Linked DNA regions of Homo sapiens: region 2 is linked to region 1. A link is a loop called in an ENCODE intact Hi-C map of the cell type or tissue named here. Cell type or tissue: endothelial cell of umbilical vein. All regions are shown on one strand. Links, peaks and the distances in the headings refer to the core of each region. The heading gives the core; the rest is flanking DNA. Region 1 overlaps CC2D2B (coiled-coil and C2 domain containing 2B). Region 2 holds the start of ENTPD1-AS1 (ENTPD1 antisense RNA 1).

Evidence for each region. A loop is a pair of places that touch in the nucleus more often than their neighbours do. Peaks named below come from ENCODE experiments on the same cell type or tissue, not always from the same donor. Only the 100,000 strongest peaks of a DNase experiment are listed, where the experiment ranks them.
Region 2: it touches region 1 in a loop (6-fold over the local background); 4 of 110 quality-filtered maps call a loop at or near these places.

What each region holds. Positions count from the first base shown.
Region 1 is chr10:96,012,678-96,022,086 of GRCh38, forward strand. CC2D2B (coiled-coil and C2 domain containing 2B) reads left to right here. Exons shown (of 35, transcript NM_001349008.3): 28 at 1-52; 29 at 1,111-1,200; 30 at 3,524-3,637; 31 at 6,526-6,660; 32 at 7,025-7,147. The region is part of intron 2 of ENTPD1-AS1 (ENTPD1 antisense RNA 1); the gene reads right to left. Among named protein-coding and RNA genes, the nearest start is that of CCNJ, 26 kb to the right of the region's middle. In endothelial cell of umbilical vein, for the core only: CTCF peaks have their summits at 4,706 (motif pointing right) and 4,905; a DNase peak (open chromatin) is centred at 4,704; H3K27me3 peaks cover 706 bases.
Region 2 is chr10:96,086,230-96,095,638 of GRCh38, forward strand. ENTPD1-AS1 (ENTPD1 antisense RNA 1) reads right to left here and starts at 4,006. Exons shown (of 6, transcript NR_038444.1): 1 at 3,753-4,006; 2 at 3,037-3,078. RefSeq lists enhancers at 3,726-4,095, 4,106-4,155. In endothelial cell of umbilical vein, for the core only: no CTCF peak of the experiment used is centred there; DNase peaks (open chromatin) are centred at 3,712, 4,012 and 6,042; H3K4me3 peaks cover 998 bases; H3K27ac peaks cover 1,125 bases; H3K27me3 peaks cover 1,910 bases.

The DNA of each region.
Region 1 (9,409 bases), core at 420-8,419:
TCCACCTCAGCAACTTCTGGATATATTTCTTCACAATTCTAATGCAACATTTGTAAGTTATTATTATTTTTAACATCTTCATTGTGATTAAAGGGCATCTGTGAAGAATCACTTTTACCTTTTGTGTATTTGGGTTCAATCTAGTGAGTTGTCTGTCCTCAAAATATTTGTACTGTTTGTGAGTCATAAAGCTCCCTTAGCTGGACTCTTTAAGCTAAAATCAAAAGTTCTAATTTAGATTGCCTATTGCTACACCGCTTTTCCATCATGGGTTTCTTTCTGCCTGTGTGTCCTGACACCCAATATCCAAGGAGGTAATAGTGCTCTCAGATCTATTTCAAAGGCTATCTTTATCTTTTAAAAACTATGTACAAATCTGAGCTCCTTTGCTTGTCAAGGATTGTGAGTCTTGTTCATTAATTGCATGAAGTCACCAGTGTAGAAGGTCATAATGGCACATAAATGGCAGCTATTCAACATCAGTTCATGAACTTTCTACGTTAACACATTGTTTATTTGCACCCCTTTCTCCTTTCCTAGATTAGTCTGAGTCTTTGTCTCCAGCACTATAGGGGAAAAATCCATAGTATAACTTCTATTGTTTGACAAAGCACATTGTACTACCCTAATATCTCCCTGCTGCAGCAGCTTATAATAAAGTTATATTCACAAAAATAATTGTGATAGATTTTGAACCAAAAAAAAAAAAACCTTTGCTATTCTTCAATATCTTAAAATTTTTTAACAGTTGTACTTTAAAGTACATGTTTAATGTGGAAACATATTATTGTAATATTTAAAATTTTAGTAATAAATTAAATAATTACTAAATAAATAAATATAAATAAAATATAATGGTTACATGCACCCTGTGCAGTCAGCCCAACTTGGGCTCAGTTTCCCAGAGACTTCACATATTGTATTAGCCATGGAACCCAGGGCAAGTTATTTTATTACTCCAAGCTTATTTCCTCTTCTGTAATACTAGAATAATAATAGTGTCTACTTTTATAGGCTTAGATTATATGCTAAATGAGAGAGTGCATGTAAAGCATTGTGCTAAGTGATGGACATACAGCACACACTCAATAAATGTGAATATTATTCTAGGACCTCATTGCTCGATTTGTATCTTTGATTCCTTTTGTGCCTAATACACCAGATGAAAATGATGGCTCTGATATATGGATGACATCAGAGGTAATAAATTACATTTTATATATATAATTGAAATATATAGTATTTCTTTTAAGGAAACCTTTTAAAAATATTATGTATTTATGTATTACTTTGCCTTGTGAAATTTAAAAGTATTTGATAATTTTATACATCATCTTCAGTTCCATAACAATCTATGGAAATAATTCATGAATACCAAAAATCTTTTCAACATTCTAAGTGGTAGCTCATGAATATTTTGACTCAACGGGAATTCCAGGAGTATAATATTATGCCATTCTCCAGAGAGCAGTGTGACTTGTCACTATGGAGTTGGTCAGACCCTGAAGTCTTGTGCAAGCACTGTCACTTCCCAAAAGCTTTCCCCCATCACCCCCATCTGAGTGAAGAGCTCGTAGAACAGTGCTCTTCCTTAGCACTTAGATTAAAGTCCTCTTTAGTCTGATTGCCAAATAAAATACAGGCCCCATGCAATATTCAGGACAAACTTTTAGTAATAAATTATTTGTTGTTTATCTGAAATTCAAATCTAACTGGGCATCCTATAACTTCTTTTCAAGTCTGGCAACCCTAAGTAGAGTATTTAGAGTATTTCTTCCATTTCAGCTTAAATCATGTTTGTGTCATAAACCATGAGTGTATGACTGATTCAGTTTTACAAGAAAAGAATTATTTTCTCTCACCTAACACACAGTCTTTGGAGTAAAACAAACAAACAACCTTGGTTCAAAATCCTAGTTCAAAGACTTAGTAGATGTGCGACCTAAGATAAGTTAACTTCTTTGGACCTCAATTTCCTTATCTATGTCATACAGGAGTTTTAAAAAGACTAAATGTAGTAACATGCAAAGCATCTGGACCTCAGGAAAACTTAGTTCCCTACTGTCATCCTCTCCCTACTCCTCTTATAAAATCCAGAACCTCCTTGACCTGACAATGAAGACTATTGTTATTCTGCCCTTAGCTCACCTGTTCACACTGTTCTTTCAGAAGGGCCTCCTTAACTATCCTCCCTAACCCCCATCCTTCACCATCAGGTTCAGCCAATGCACACTGATAGGGCCATATCAGTTGTTAAAACATTGCAATGCTTCCATAATGATTGGTAAATAGTCATTGCCATGAGCTCTATAGCTCCCCACCCCTTATCCCCACCTCCCTGGCCCCCACAGCCCCTTCTCAGGGACTGTATTGAACTGGAGAGTGCATGCCACATCATTTTTTTTTTAAATGGAGTCTCGCTCTGTCGCCAGGCTGGAGTGCAGTGGCACGATCTCGACTCACTGCAACCTCTAACTCCCTAGTTCAAGCAATTCTCCTGCCTCAGCCTCCTGAGTAGCTGGAATTACAGGCACGCACCACCAGGCCCAGCTAATTTTTTTTTTTTTTTTTTTTGTATTTTAGCAGAGATGGGGTTTCACCATGTTGGCCAGGATGGTCTCAATCTCCTGACCTCGTGATCTGGCCGCCTCAGCCTCCCAAAGTGCTGGGATTACAAGCATGAGCCACCGCGCCTGGCCATACACCTCATTTAAATGGTGTAGCCACTAGTCAGCAACAGATTGTTGCCATCTGAGCATTTGGACCCAAGTCTTTGCTAGAGTTTGTTTTTGTTTTTTTTTTCAACAAAATCCAGAAATCCAGAGTTTTCTAAGAAAATGTTCTCTCTTTTTTTGACATTCTGGGAGCCAAACAAAACACACCTGTAGACTAGAACTAAGTCATAGACCACCAGTTGGCTACTTCTGCTATACTTTTTCTCCCCTGCTATATTGCTGTGCTTTACTGGGCACTCTCTATTTGATCTGTTACACCCTGCTCAGCTGTTCAGCTCTTTGAGTTGAAGACGTTTCAGTCACTTTTCCTGATTAACATCCAACTCAGATTTCTTCCTTTCTTTGAGTTGACAGTACTATATTGGTACAGGACAGAATGTAGCTCCACAGCCCAAAGGATCACTTCCTACAAACACTATATGATTCCCTATCAGATAAGGTTCCTCGAAATACCAGTCCATATGTCCCTGCTTGCCCAGGGCACTTTAATATTTGTCCTAAACAAAAACATCCCATTTTGGGTATAAATTGTCTGGTCACTCTATACAATATCTACATTAAGTGTTCTATAATAAAGGTGGCCCCAATGCTCCAAGTCAATGTTCTCTTCCTCTAATGCCCTAGCAAAGCTGGAGCTGTCTGCTCTGCTGTCAACTTAGCAACTTGGTAAAAATAAATGTGTTTGGAACTGGAGTGAGTACAGGTGCTCCGCATCAGTTGGATGCTTGCGTTACTCAACTTTCCCGCACTTTTCTTTTTTTGTTCCTATTGCTTTTGTTTTGTCTTAGCACTGCATCAGTTTAGCTATCGGAAATAAGGAGGAGCATGCCATCCTTCTCTGTAATTTCTTTCTGTATTTTGGAAAGAAGGCACTGGTCCTCTTGGGAACGTCAGTGTTAGAAGTAAGTGCTGGAGTTCATATTGAAATAATGTAAGCAAAAGGAAATCAGATTTCAGCTGCAAGTTTAGAAGACTTCAAACCCAGGTTTCCATCTCTTCACAAACTAATTTGGAATTTCATGGGCAAGCAATGATTAGTTAAGAGGATAATGTTGGTTCATCAAAATTTTTACAATGTAAAGACTGATTTCCTTTTGCTTTTCTCCCCTGTAAAAGAGTACTAAAAATAGTGCTACATCATAGGGTTACTGGGAATATTAAATTACTTAGTACATATTAAGTGACTGAGAGCAGCACCTGGACTCAATAAAGGTGGTGGTGATGGTGGTGGTAATGTAGTAATAGTTATAGTGTAGTTGTGGCAGCTGTTATCCATCGTTACCACCATGATCATCATATGGTTTTTGTTTTTATTTTTGTTTTTTGAGATGGAGTTTCGCTCTTGCTGCCCAGGCTGGAGGGCAATAGCGTGATCTCGCCTCACTACAACCTCTGCCTCCCGCGTTCTAGTGATTTTTCTGCCTCAACCTCCCGAGTAGCTGGGATTACAGGCACCCACCACGCCCGGCTAATTTTTTGTATTTTTAGTAGAGATGGGGTTTCATCATGTTGGCCAGGCTGGTCTTGACTCCTGACCTCAGGTGATCCACCCGCCTTGGTCTCCCAAAGTGCTGGGATTACAGGCATGAGCCACTGTGCCCAGCCCATCATATGTTTCTAATAAGTGTATTTTAAGATCTGTAAAAAAAACACTTCTCCTCATGCTCCATTGCTGAGGTTTTAATCTTATAAGAAGTGAGCCAGGAATTAATGTTTCCCTATCTGAAATGTTTACAGCTTAATTTATATGCTTCTTCTACATTTGTACCACCAGAAAGCTATCATTTCTGAACTGTTTCTAGCCCTACCATGAGTATCTTGCTAAGTGTCAGTATTTACAGTCTTGCCTTATGGTTTTTGTCATGATGATTTATTTCCCTGTATCCTCTCGGCATTGTTTATTATTTCATTGCCAAGCTTGTTAACTATTAATAGAAGTTCATTCCCTCTATATGATCTCCTGCCGTAGTTGTAAGTGCCACTAGATGGCAGTAAACAGTCAACAATATTTTGGCAACTATTAGCGTTAGTACCTGTGGACCAACACTGCAGGAGGTAGCCCTGCACAGTTTCACCTCAGCCATGGGGTTAAGGTAAAGCCTCCTCTTTACTATAAAGATGATGAGCACAGTGACCAAGAGCAAGGGCTGTGAAGTCGAGGAGAGCAGGCTGCACAGCGTAGTTTTAATAATATGGGTTTGGGGGACAGTCAGACACAGGTTTAAAATGCAGCAATTGCTGAGCATGGTGGCTCATGCCTATGATCCCAGCACTTTGGGAGGCTGAGGAGGGAGGATTGCTTGAGCTCAGGAGTTCAAGATCAGCCTGGATAACACAGGGAGACCCCACCTCTATAAATAAATAAATAAATAAATAAATAAGCCAGGCATACTGACACATACCTGTGGTCCCACATACTTAGACTGAGGAGGGAAGATCGCTTGAGCCTGGGAGGTCGAGGCTGCAGTGAGCTATAATGGCACCACTGCACTCCAACCTGGGCAACAGAGCAAGACCCTGTCACACACACAGACAAAAAACCCAGCAATGCCACTAACTGTATGATCTCAGCCTTGTTTACTTCTCTGAGCCTCAGTTACCTCCTCATGAGACAGGAGTAATGCCACTCACAGGCTCTTTTGACAAGGCTCTTAACCTCTGATTCTTTATATGAAAGATGGGCATAATAACCCTTCCTCCCAGAATTTGGAGTGAATGAAAGTGACAAAGTTAGTGTTAATTCTTAGCATAATATCTGATGCACATAAATACTCAATAAATTAAATAGTCTCATTATTATTATTACCTAAAAATTTTTATTCTTTGGTAGGATAGGCTTACACTACAAAAAGTCTTATCTTTCAGAGCAAAATAATAACAACATAATAACTACTTTTTATTCCTCAGACTGGTTTCCTGCATACTTCCCTTTAGCTTCTAATTGCAAATCTTGTTCCCAAATTTAATTTAATGGCTTTTTAACTTTACTTGGTTTTGTCAGAGCCTTAAGCCAGTTTCCATTTCCTATCTCTGCCTGGTGTTCACCCTCAGTCTCCAAATATATTCTAACCAAAGCAGGGATAGTCCATATAGCATCTTGTATGAATTAGACAAAAGTGCCCTACCTCAAAACACTGCAGTACTATCTGTTGGGAAACCCTTGTAATGCACTGATTTGTTAAAACAGCAGCTGTGTTGCCATCGGGGCACACTCTGCAGGACCATACATGACAGCACTGGCTCACAAGTTGTTTCATCTGAATCCTCATGCTAACCTGGGGCTGAGGATTTCTGGAGCTTTGGTTTGTTTTTTCTTTTTCTTTCTTTTTTTTTTTTTTATTTCAAAGAAAATGTAAAAGCCCTCAAAAAGGCTTTTATTTATTTTTGTTGTTTGTTTGTTATTGAGACAGGATCTCACTCTGTCACCCAAGCTATAGGGCAGTGGCATTATCACAGCTTATTGCAGTCTCAACTCCTCAGGCTCAAGCGATCCTCCCACCTTAGCCTCCCAAGTAGCTGGGACTACAGGTGTGTGTGCCGCTGTGCCCAGCAAATTAAAAAAAAAATTTTTTGTGATAGATACAGGGTTTCCTTATGTTGCCCAGGCTGGTCTCAAACTCCTGGGCTCAAGTGATCCTCCCACCTCAGCCTCCCAAAGAGCCGGGATTACAGGTATAAGCCACCACACTCCACTAAAAAAGGCTTTAAAAATTAGAATCATCACAGTATAATTTCCATATATAGAAATTATTTAAATCCACCAAAAATTACTTTCTTTTTTCTCATACAGGGGCATGTGGCTTATGTAGTAACTCAAGAAACTAATGAATATTTGCTTTGGAATCCATCAACTGGCCAATGTTATAAGCAGTTTGACCCGTTTTGTCCCTTAAAAAGTGTAGATTGTTTGTTTGATGATAGAAATGTAAGTATATGGGGAAAAAAAATCTTGAGTTATCTCCTCTAGAGTCACCCTGGCTACACACTAGAATCACCTGGGGAACTTTAAATATAGATAGTCTATCAGATTCCCTAGGGCATGGGGCCGGGGCAATCTTTTATCACTAAAGCTCCTCCAGGTGATTGTGTAGTGCCTTCAAGGATGAGAACCGTTGAGGTAGTCTAATGATCATGAAACCCTAGAATCTCTTTATCTCCTGCCTCAGAACCCCGCTGGGATTCTGCCACTTCATTGAGTAGTAAGACTGTAAAATTTTGCTCCTTCCTTACCAACAATGGGCCTTGTGTTCCTATGGACCTACACTAATGTTATATTAATGTTTTCATAGGTCTGGTTTAATATTCAACAAAATAATACACCAATGGCTGTATTTTTTGACTATTCAAAGGAAAGTTTCTGGAAGCAGTTGCTTCCAAAAAACGTTCAAGGAACAAAAATACAAAGCATACAGGTAAATCATATTTTCCCAGGGGTGTCTGTATGAGAGTTACCATTGCTTCTAATCTTTACTAATTGTGACAGCTCTTATTATGTTTTATAGTTGGTTGGTTACTGAAATATTTGGCAATATTAATTTAAAAACTAGTTTTCTCTGCCATCCAGCTCACAGGCTCTTTCCCCTACTTGCAGAAAAAATAAATTGAGAAGAAAGTGACATCTTAAATGCAAATTTAGATGCTAAAATAGAATTTAAAATTTTTTCACCATAAAACATAACATATAATGTTCAAGATGTGTAGTAAGTTCTAACTCTGACCTAGCCCTCCTGCGCCATATCTATGGTAAGGATCAAGTAGAAAAATTGACAAAAAGCTTTCTGGACTCCCAACCATGATAGTTGTCTCACGGAATAGAAACAGGACAGAAACACTAGCAGTGAGTAGGCTGGAGCAGGGATGGCAGCAAGATCTGAAAATGCTTCATGAAAGCCAGAGAACCAGAGCAAGCATCACTTTTTAAAGACAGGGACTGTGGTGGGGCTACTTTACTTCCCTGTTTTTGAAAGGAGATGGGAAGGAAAGCTATAGACTCACTGTCTGGGGCTCAGGGTACAGGAGACCAAGAAGTAACTCAATCACTACATGGGTTGGCTAATGGATCTGTGATGTACTCAGTATTACTTTGGGAAGGCACTAGAAATACCATGTCAACAGCTGTTTCTGGATTGAGGGCCAAGCTGTGCAGGGTGTCAGCAATTGCACAGTCCACAAATGAGGAGACAGGAGCCCAGAGGGAGGGAGGGAGAGAGAGAGAAAGGATAAGAGAGAGCAAAAGAACAATAGAAAAATTAGGCAAAAGACAATTCATAGAAGCAGTAACTTACATGCTAAACCTCACTCATAATCAAGTAAATACAATTTAAAACAATAAAACAATTGCTGGACATGGTGGCTTATGCCTGTAATCCCAACACTTGGGGCGGTCAAGCCATGAGGATCACTTGAGGCCAGGAGTTCGAGACCAGCCTGGGCAGCAGAGCAAGACCCTGTCTCTAAAAATAAAAACAAAAGAACTACCCGGGCATGGTGATGATGCGCAAGTGTAGTCCCAGCTACTCAGGACGCTTAGGTGAGAGGACTGTTTGAGCCCAGGAGGTTGAGGTTACAGTGAGCTATGATCGCACCACTGCACTCCAGCCTAGGAGCCTACTGCAAGACCTTTTCTCTAAGATAAATAAACAACTAAAACAATAAAATTATTTCACATGCATAAAATTGGCAAAAAAAAATGTGTGATCATACTGAGTGTTGTCAAAGAGGCAGAGAAGTGGTGGAAGCACACATTTCTGTAAATGCTTTGGAAAACAATATGTTGATAATACCTGGTAAAGGTGAAGATGCTCAACCTTTGATGTGCCAATTCAAACTTCTCAGTATATACCCCAGAGGAACATTCACGGGGAGACAAGTACAACAACATTCATTAGAGAATTGCTTGAAATAACAAAAATTTGAAACAGTTCATCAACTAGAAATCAGTACATGAGTTGTGAAGTACTTATACAATGAAATCTTCTGTACAGCAGTAAAAGATGAATGAACTGAGCCAATTTACAGTTGTTCCCAATTTGACTGTCAGTGCATTACATCACAATCTCTGAGGGTGGAACCCACATGCCAGGAGCTTTGAAGGTTCCCCAGTTGATGCCAATGTGCAGCCGAGGTTGAGAATCACTGGCCAAGAGTCATGCATATCTACATGAAAGAATATAAAAAATGTAATGCTGAGCAAAATAAAAAGACATGAAATGACACATACAGTACAAAACCATTTATGTGGAGTTTGAAAGCTGTATATGGTTTATGTATACATAGATATGTGGTGATGTAGAAAAGCATTCATGGGAATGATAAATACCAAATTCAGATTAGAGGTTACTTTTGGGGAGAGAAAAAAAAGGAATGAGATCAAGGAGCAGTATACAGAGTACTTCAAGTCTGTCTGTAGTATCTTACTTATTTTTTAAAAGTCTAAAACAAATATGGAAGAATGCAAAGATCAGATGTAGCTAGGTGGTAGGTATGCTAGGTGGATGTTCATTACATTATTCTCTATGTTTGCCTGTATAGATTCAAGGCAATTCACACTATCAAAAAGAATGCATGGTGGCTGTGGGGGAAGAAATCAAAGAGGGCCCAAGTGTATAAAGTGATGGATTTCTGGCTGGGTGCGGTGGCTCACGCCTGTAATCCCAGCACTTTGGGAGGCTGAG
Region 2 (9,409 bases), core at 909-8,908, 74 kb after region 1:
CTCACACACTGGCTTTTCTGGCCACAGCACAAAACTCAGCTGATTATCTACAGAGAACAGTCTACAACTCTATAATTATTCCTGTGCCACCTTCCTGGTTCTAACCGAAAGTACAGACTATTAGACATCCATAATTACGGTTGGAATAATTTCTCCTGTTAACATTATTCTTACACTTGCCCACCCAAAAACTTGGAACACTTTTCTGCCCACTGACATAATTTCAATTATGACATAATTTCAATTGTAGTTTATTTTTATTGTTCATAACTCAGAAATATTCAATATTATTTGTATACTAGGAAAGATAGTATGCCTAATCACCTCCAGAATACTCACAAAAATTAAATAAGCTATCAAATCACATTTTTAAAACTTTTTTTACAATCAAGATTTCTAAAAATTAAATAATGTTCCTATACTTTGGCCACTTTAAAAATAAATCAGATTCTTTGTTGGAAAGTCTATAAGCCAGCATTTCAATTTTTACTATAACTCTTCGAGGAACAAAATATACCCCATACTTGATGACAATCAGCAATAATCAGCAGAAGAAAAGATATTTGGAAAGAAAGACAGTTTACAACAGTGAACTTCTGAATGCAAAAAATTTCAGTGCAAAATAGTTTTACACTATTAATACTATTGCAGTCATGTGCTACATAATGACATTTCACTGACGGTCCCATAAAGTTATAATATTTTTACTGTACCTTTTCTATGTCTAGACATGTTTACATATGCAAATACCATTGTGTTACAACCACCTATGGTATCCAGTACAGTAACATGCTATACAGGTTTGTAACCTAGGAGCAATACGCCATACCATACAGATATGTAGTAGCCCATACCATGTAGATTTATGTAAGTACACGCACAATAACAAAATCACCCAACACATTTCTCAGAATGTATCCCTGTCATTAAGCGATGCATGACTGTGTATTTTATGTCTAATTCAAGTCAAACACAATTTTTTAATATTGTATTTGTAATATGAAATGAAGACGTGGCAGGGCACAGTGGCTGATGCCTGTAATCCTAGAACTTTGGAAGCTGAGGCAGGCAGATGGCTTGAGCCCAGAAGTTCAAGACCAGCCTGGGAAATATGGTAAGACCCTGTCTCTACAAAAAAATTCAAAAATTAACTGGTGCGGTGGTGTGTGCCTGTAGTCCTAGCTACTTGGGAGGCTGAGGCGGGAGGATCACTTGAGCCTTGGAGGCAGAGGTTGCAGTGAGCCAAGATAGCGTCACTGCACTCCAGCATGAGCAACAGAGTGAGATTGTCTCAAACAAAGAAAAAAGAAATGAAGACTTGTTTACTTCATTGAGTAAATGATTACTGAACACTCACTATGTGCCAGGCATGTTCTCAATATGGGGGATTCACAGGTGATAAAGACAAACATAGTTTCTACTTTTCCATTATCATGAAGCCCAAATTTTTTAAAAATTTATTTTGCAGATGTCATCAAACGAAGTCTATGTGTTATCTTGAATCATTTACATTCAAAAATACTTAATCCTGCAATAAAATGTTAAAAAGTCACAGATGTTACAGAGTCAGGGTTGAAAAAGAGCTCATTAGTTCCAAGATGCACATTATTTTACATTTTGACATCTCTGAAATCAGTCACATCTTACAATGTAATCAGACTAGACGGCAATGGAGATGGAGTTGGCACTGCCGTGCATCAAAACTTCAAAACTCAGAATGAGCACTAGGGGCTTGGAAGAAAATCCCAGGTTTGATGGTAAAGGCACCATTTTAAGGAATTTTTTTTTTTTTTTTTGTGGTAGAGATGGGATATCGCTATGCTGACTGACCAGGCTGGTCTCAAACTCCTGGCCTCAAGCAATCCTCCCATCTGGGCCTCCCAAAGTGGTGGGATTACAGGCGTGAAGCACCACACCCAGCCTTAAGGATTTCTGATGATTCAAGATTCAATAAAACATAATAGTTCAAAGTTTTCATTTATTATAGGTGAGGAAAATGAAATTCAGAGTGGTCACACAACTTGCCCTAGTTTACAAAGCTGGACAGGTAGAATAGAGTCCAGGTCTGTTTTCTACAGTCATTCACTCTTCTACCAGTGTTCAGTTATATGGAGGAAAAGGGTGTCATACAAAACAAGTAGGTAAGAAGATGGCTCTAAGTTACAAAGACGGATTTGTAACTTAATCCGTCCTTGCCTCAGTTTCTCCATCTATTAAAACAGGGATTTAACAAACCTAACTCACAGTACTGCTGTAAGCATTAAATAAAATATGTCTAGCAATTATCACAAAGATTGGCATATGGTAAATACTCCATAAATGTCAACTACTTGAGATCAAACTTTACATTTATTATACACTAAGTCAAGCCCACATATAGTTGTCTAAAGCGCTTGAAAACTAAATAAACTGGTCAAGTGTTTGAAGTGATAAATACAATGAAAATTTCCACCTTAACAATGTTTTGTCCAGGTACTATGCCAAGAACCCAATAGACCTACCTGCAAGAAACCATACAAAAAGCAAGATTCCAGGCTGGCATGACGATCAAATTATGTACTTCAATGCGTGTGAATGCATTTATAAGCACAGTCTCAATACATAAATAAGGAACAAAATATTTAAAATGTATAAACAGATCATTTCTCTTTGCTTTCTTTAAAATACTATATCAGAATCACCTGAGGAACTTGATAACAATTTTTTTAAAAACTATTATAACTACGTATATTAAGCCTTGTTAAAACCACAAGTTTTAGAGGTTTAAGCCTTACTAGGTCAGCTCTTCTGATTTTGAGAGTTTAAGTGAAAATTTAAATTATAACACAGTATGTGGAGTAAACCTGCTTCAAATATTAGTTTCTACATTATTGTTTCTATAAAAATAGTAATCTTCTGTATTTTAATATCAACTCATCACATATTAAATATTTCAGTCAAATCAAAATTTCATTTGAAATCTTCAATCTAAAAAATACACAGTTAAGCGCTTAAAAAGTAATTTTAACCACTAGGAAATGTTAATGATTAACTCACATTTGTTTCTGTTTCACTCCATGACAAAGTCTATAGGACACCCTGCAGAGAGGAAAACTCACATTAATATACCCATAATTTTACTTTCAGAAGCTTCTGGTAATCAAAGACTTATTATGAGGTGTCTTCATGTTACCACTGCGCAGTAGCAAACTTAAAATATTCTAAAGATTAATCTATTTTCTCATTTTTTTAATGCTTTTGTTAAAATCTCAACAAGTACTAACATGTTATCTAAATTTAAACCTTAAAACAATAACACGACCCAATATGTGAACTCTGCCTATTAATTCTAAAACTTTTAATAATAGTTTGCTTATGTTTGAGACTTAAAACAATAACATACTGCACTACACCCATCTTAGATATTTTCTAGGATCAAAGTCTATCTGGAGCAGGGCAAGCTGTGGTTGAGGGTGGTTGGGTCAGCAGGTAAGAGCCTTATGACCAGCTCTAAACGCCTCCACGGTGAGGAGCACCTCGAGCTAACAGACCAAGCACCAAAGGGTGGAACAGCTCAAGGTTGCATTTAGGAGACTCCAGCCTCGGCCGCCCGTGACTCCTCGACGAGCCCCACCTCTCTCGGTTCCAGCATCCGGCCCGCCCCTTCCTCCCAGGCTACCACAGTATCGCCCGCCGAGCTCCCGGGCTGCGGGAAATGACGGAAACAAAAACTTGGTACACAAAGAAGGGCTAGGTCAGAAGTGAGGTCCCACCCTGGCAAGAAGGGCGACTTTTCTAGAAAAACTTAGCGGCAAGTTAACGGGAAGCGCGGCGACACAGTTCCTACGATTGTGGGGGGCACTCTGCCGCCAGGCAGTCTCATCCTTTGTCCTTTGAGAGGCCTCCTTGAAGCCGAAGGCTCTTAAGTGTCCCTGGGCAACCCTTGACTCGATCTCCATTACGGGCCCTCACTGACAGCAGCCATGACAGTTGCTTCCGGATATATTGAATCGCCGCGGCCAGAGTCTCCCGGAAGTGACGCAACGCGGAGGGATCCGCGTTCGGCAGTGGGAGACCGAAGCGAAGTGGTTCCCGGAAGCGGCTGCAGCTGGGCTGCTGGTGGCGGGGCGGGGGTAGAGTGGGGAGAGAGGTTGTGGGTCTTACAACCAACCAACCCCAACACGTTTTACGTGTTAGGCAGGCATTGTGCTGAACACCTCATTGGCAAGCCATTTAATCCCTTCCTTACAATCCCAGCAGTCAGAAATGTATCACTTACATTTTATATATGGGGAAACTAAGGTTAAGAGAGGGCAAGTAAATTTGTCCGAGATCGTATAGCTGGTACTTGGTGAACGTGGTCTAACCCAGACACCGCGTTCTCCCTGGTGACTCCATTTTGTAAAACCAGAGCTGTTGGCGCATGGCATCCTCGTAAGCCCCTTTAAGTTAGGCACTCTGTTGCCCAGAGAGGGGCCAACTTGTAGCCAGTATGCTCTTTATGGTGAACACAAGGCCCACGTGTGTGCCTGGGTCCCCTTGGCTGAACCTCGGATTTCAATTGGTTTCTGACACCTTGCCTTTGCAGCATTCTCCGTCTGCAGCGCTGGTTACCTGAGGAAACTGTCAATGATTGCTAGGCTCTGGGGAACATTTTAGCTCCGTTTAGGCCCTTTTAAATCCAGGACTAAGACAGTTGGAGGCCTCTCACCATCACCAGATACTCTAGCTGGCCTTAACAGAGGGCCAAGGACCATAATCTTGGACTTTCCACCAGACCAAGTGTTTGTTTGGCTTCTGTTTCTTTAGAATATGACTGAAAACCAATCTGTAGTTTGTTTAGTCTTCTTTCTGCATTGACCAGTACTCACATAATAAAGTGGGACTAGCCACTAAGGCTATGTTTTTGTAAAAACAAATTATGCCTAGAAAAACACAAGAAATACATCAAAATTAACAGTGATAGTGTTTGAATAGAGAGTGATTTTATTTTTTTCTCTCTGCTTTCTCTTTTGCATATCTGCTATAAAACCCTTTTAAAATAGAAAAATAAGCAAACTGGCTATGGTAAAAACATTTTTAATTGCCTGCTGTTATAATGACGGCAAAGGCATGTTGTCACATTTTGATAAATGACCGTCCTTGATACAAATCACGTAGAGAAATCCTGTTTGACTAGAAAAGCATTGGATTTTTGTGAGTCAGTGTATTCTCAAAATTTTCGATATTTTGTTTTGGTTCTATAATCCTCACAGGAAAAGTAAAAAAGCAAATTGATGTTTTTCACACACTTTCGTATGAGAGTATGCTACCACCAAAAGTCTTCCCTAAAACAAAGTTGCAGGGGTCAAGTCATGTGGGGCGTTTGGATACTTGAAATGGTGGAGAACAAATATAAAAAGCTATTTTTATTCTGGCTGCTTTGGGGTACAGTTTTAAGCAATTTATTTCAGACTGCCAAAGAAAGCTTCATTCTTTATTCACATACTCTACTTCCCACTATTGCTTATTAGTGACTTCTAAAGCAGTGACAAAACAAGTAAAAGAAGATAGAAAGGAAAAATGAGAAGGGATCACGGGAAGAAGAAAATGTGGAGGAACAAAGACAGATGGTGATATTGGGGTTACTTTGGAACTCCAGGGTAGCATGTAACAGCCTTCTTATCCAAGTCCTGGCACAGGCCTGGTTGCCTACTAAAAGGTAAATTAGCATCTATGATGTTCCTGCTCACATACTCAGCACCCACAGTGATAAGTCTTACTAAAAATTCATCTTGATGCGCATTCAAATTAGACATATATTTTAACAAAAATGGAGGGGTTGAACAACAAGAAATGTAAAGTAAAATCCCATCATTTTTCCTGTTTTTTTATCTTACCATGTCATTCATTCATCCTGTGGTTAGTAGTATAACTATAAACTGGAAGTTTTGCCTGCAGCATTATAAAGCAACAACTATGAAACGCCAAAGTGAGGTGCTGACAAGATGCATGTTTTCCAAAGAAATGTCTTTACATTAGTCTGGCTCTGATGAGAAGTTGTTATGATGGGATTAAATGTGCAACAATTTTATTAGAGGAAACACCTGTGAGAGAGAATGGGCGGGAGCCAAGCAAGACTGGGAGAGGCTGCAAGTCTGAAATTGAGTAAAGCAGAGAGAGAGGGAAGGGTGGTGGAAGTTTCCTGGACTGCCAAACAGTCTAAGCAAGATTTAGAAAGGCTATTGGAAATCCTCAAGCCAAAATCACCTGTCAGAGGAGTCCTTCTTTCAGGAGCCAGCCTGCCTTATTATCTGTGCTGCTCTCAGTCACCGGCTGGAGCAGCCCATGGGTGAAAATGTGGCCAGGGAATTCAGAGTGCAGCAAGCATCTAGAGCCCTTGATCAGTTTTGCTCCCTGTATTGGCAGCCACAGTCCAAGAACTGGTTTTGCCGCTATTGGAACCTTTCACCAGTTTCATGGGTTAAAAGAAGATGTTGAAAGAGATGAGTTTATGAGGAGAAGTTTTGGGGAGAGCCATTGTTATATGCTTCCCCAGTCACCTTCAAGTCTAGTGAAGGGGGCTTCAATAGCAATACTCAGAGAACTTGACATGCATTTCCTGGGTTTTGAGAGGTACAGTAGTATCGTGACTCACATCTGGGAAATCCCAGGGGTAGGAGAGATGGGCCAGTGAGAATTTTGGCATAGGAGTGAAGGAAAGTTGCTATGTTGGGATCTGTAGTCACTGCCGTAGTTTGTCAAGGCAAATGATGCCTGAGTGTTTCTCGTGCAGCAGATGTGGGCCACGTGAAAAAAAGAGAAAGTTGGCCTGAGACCTTTTTGACTCTTGTGTATGGAGAGAATCTGTATGGTATGGATTGTTAGAGAAGCCATAGCTGTAGATGGAGCAATAGCTGGAGGAACAGAATGTATTGCCTATCTAGAGTGACCAACTTGTCCAGTGCCCTTGGACTTTCCCTGCTTTAGTACCAAAAGTCCCAAGTCCCAGGAATCCATGTTTGATCATTCTGTGTGTCATAGGAGTTGCAGCATCCAACGAACCTAAAAATCACCCGTGAGAGTGAGCCAAGTTTAAGTTTCAAGCAGGTCTAGAGTGTAAAACCAGCTTATGACCATGCCGGGATTAAAGTAGATTTTAGCAGAGGACAATTTGAAAATGACGCTGAAACAAAAATTTCTACACACTCTTTTTTTGGAGTGTGTATTAGTCTGTTGACACAGCCAAAATACCATAGACTGAGTGGCTTACACACAGAGATTTATTTTCTCACTGTCCTGGAAGCTCAAAGTTCAAAACCAGGGTTTTGACCAATTTGCTTTCTGGTGAGGGGCATTCTTCCTGGGTTGCAGCTGGCTGCCTTCTCACAATATCCTCATATGGCCTTTCCTCGGTACATACTCGAGATGAAGAGGCGTGGAAGAGAAAGAGAGAGAACTTTCTGGTGTATCTTCTTATAAGACACTAATTCTGTCAGATCAGGGACCCACCCTTATGACCTCATTTCATCTTAATTACTTCCTTAGAGGCCCCATCTCCAGATATAGCCACAGCGGGGGTTAGGGCTTTACCATATGAATTTGACGGGCACACAAACGTTCAATCCATCACAGAGTGTGACTCTGCAACACAGAGATACCTTTTTTGGGTAGGGGCGGTCATGAGAACATTAGGTCTGTGTTTATGTCTCACACTCTTAAGGAGAAGTTATGCTATGGTGACTTTGCAGCCCTGTATCTTTATGAACAAATGTAAATATGATGTCTATAGATCGTTTGTGACACTTTTAGAGCTCTTTAGACATTACTTTAATCTTGTCAAGGAAAGTTGGATACCCAGAGGACCCTGTTATTTTTGTGTTCTGCAGAGCAGAGGATGTCACACGCTAATGTTCACACTACTGAACTCATGAGGAAACCCACAACAGACTCTGTGTACATAGTGATCAGGACTTGGGCTAAGCCCTGGGGCTTGTACTTAGCTACAGGGACTTAGTAAACAGTGGAACTATTCTGATAAGGGATATGTTACTGCTTCTATTTATGAAATTTGATTTTTTTTAAAGTTAACACAGGATTGGCTAATCAGAGAATATATCCTCTTACATCTTTTTTACAAATATGAACTCAAGTAGTTGTAAGACTCCAGCTTAAAAGGCCAGTATATTAAGAATGAATTGCTGTTAAACAAAACAAAACAAAAAAAAGACAGACATAGATTTGAGCTTCCTTTAGCATCCACTTGATCCTTCCAGGAGGTATAGCTGTTTTTTTAATTCCTTAAGGGGTATAATAGTTGGAATTATGTTCAGCTATGAGGAAGTAATAGAAATTTTCAAAATAAGTTTATTTAAACATGACATAAATTAATTTTTTTTTCTTTTAAGACATCTAGATGAAATCAATTTAGAGTTCGTACAGTTATTCATGGGGTGAGGATTCCAGGCTCCTCCTATCTTGTTGCTCCACTATCTGTGGTGTCCATTTTCCAAGGTAATTTCATGATCTAAGATGGCTGTTAGAGCTGTAGCCATTCCAGTGAACAGGAAAGACTAGGGGATTCAAAGAAAAGCACAATTGTTTCATTTCAGGATAGTTCCCAAATGTTACACACAATCCTCTGCAAGACATGTGGAAAAGGTGGTATTTTATTTTCTGGTAAGCCAGTGCCCAGCTAAAAAATTAGTTTTTATTACTCTATAACAAGGGTCAGAAAATGATGGCCAATTGGTGAGTTGCCTGTTTTTATAAATAAAATGTTATTGGAACACAGCCATGCTCATTTTACCTGTCGTCCATGTCTACATGTTCTTTTAAATGATTTTATTGACATAATTCACATTATACAATTTGCCCACTTAAAGTGTAAAATTCAGTGGCTATTAGCATTCACAGAATTATGCATCTATCACCACAATCAAGTCTAAAACATTTCCATTGTCCTGAAAAACCCCACGACCTTTAGGTATCTCTCCAATCCCCCATATCTGCTACCCATAATCTTTCTGTCTGTATAGATTTGCCTACTTTGGACTTTTCATGTAAGTGGAATCATACAATAATTTGGGTCTTTTGGGTCTAGCTTCTTTCACTTAGCATAATGTTTTCAAGATTCATCCATACTGTAGCATGTATCAGTACTCCATTTCTTTCTGTGGCCAGATATTCCATTAATGGATATACCACCGGGTGTTTATTCATTCATCAGTTGATGGACATTTGGGTTGTTTCTTCCTTTTAGCTATTGTGAATAATGCTTCTATAAATATTCATGTACACATTTTTTTGTGGACATATGTTTTCATTTCTCTTGGGTATATTCCTAGGAGTAAAATTACTGGGTCTTGTGGTAAAGGTATGTTTAACCGTTTCAGAAACTACTAGACTATTTTCCAATGTGACTGCACCAATTTCCCACCTTCAGAAACAT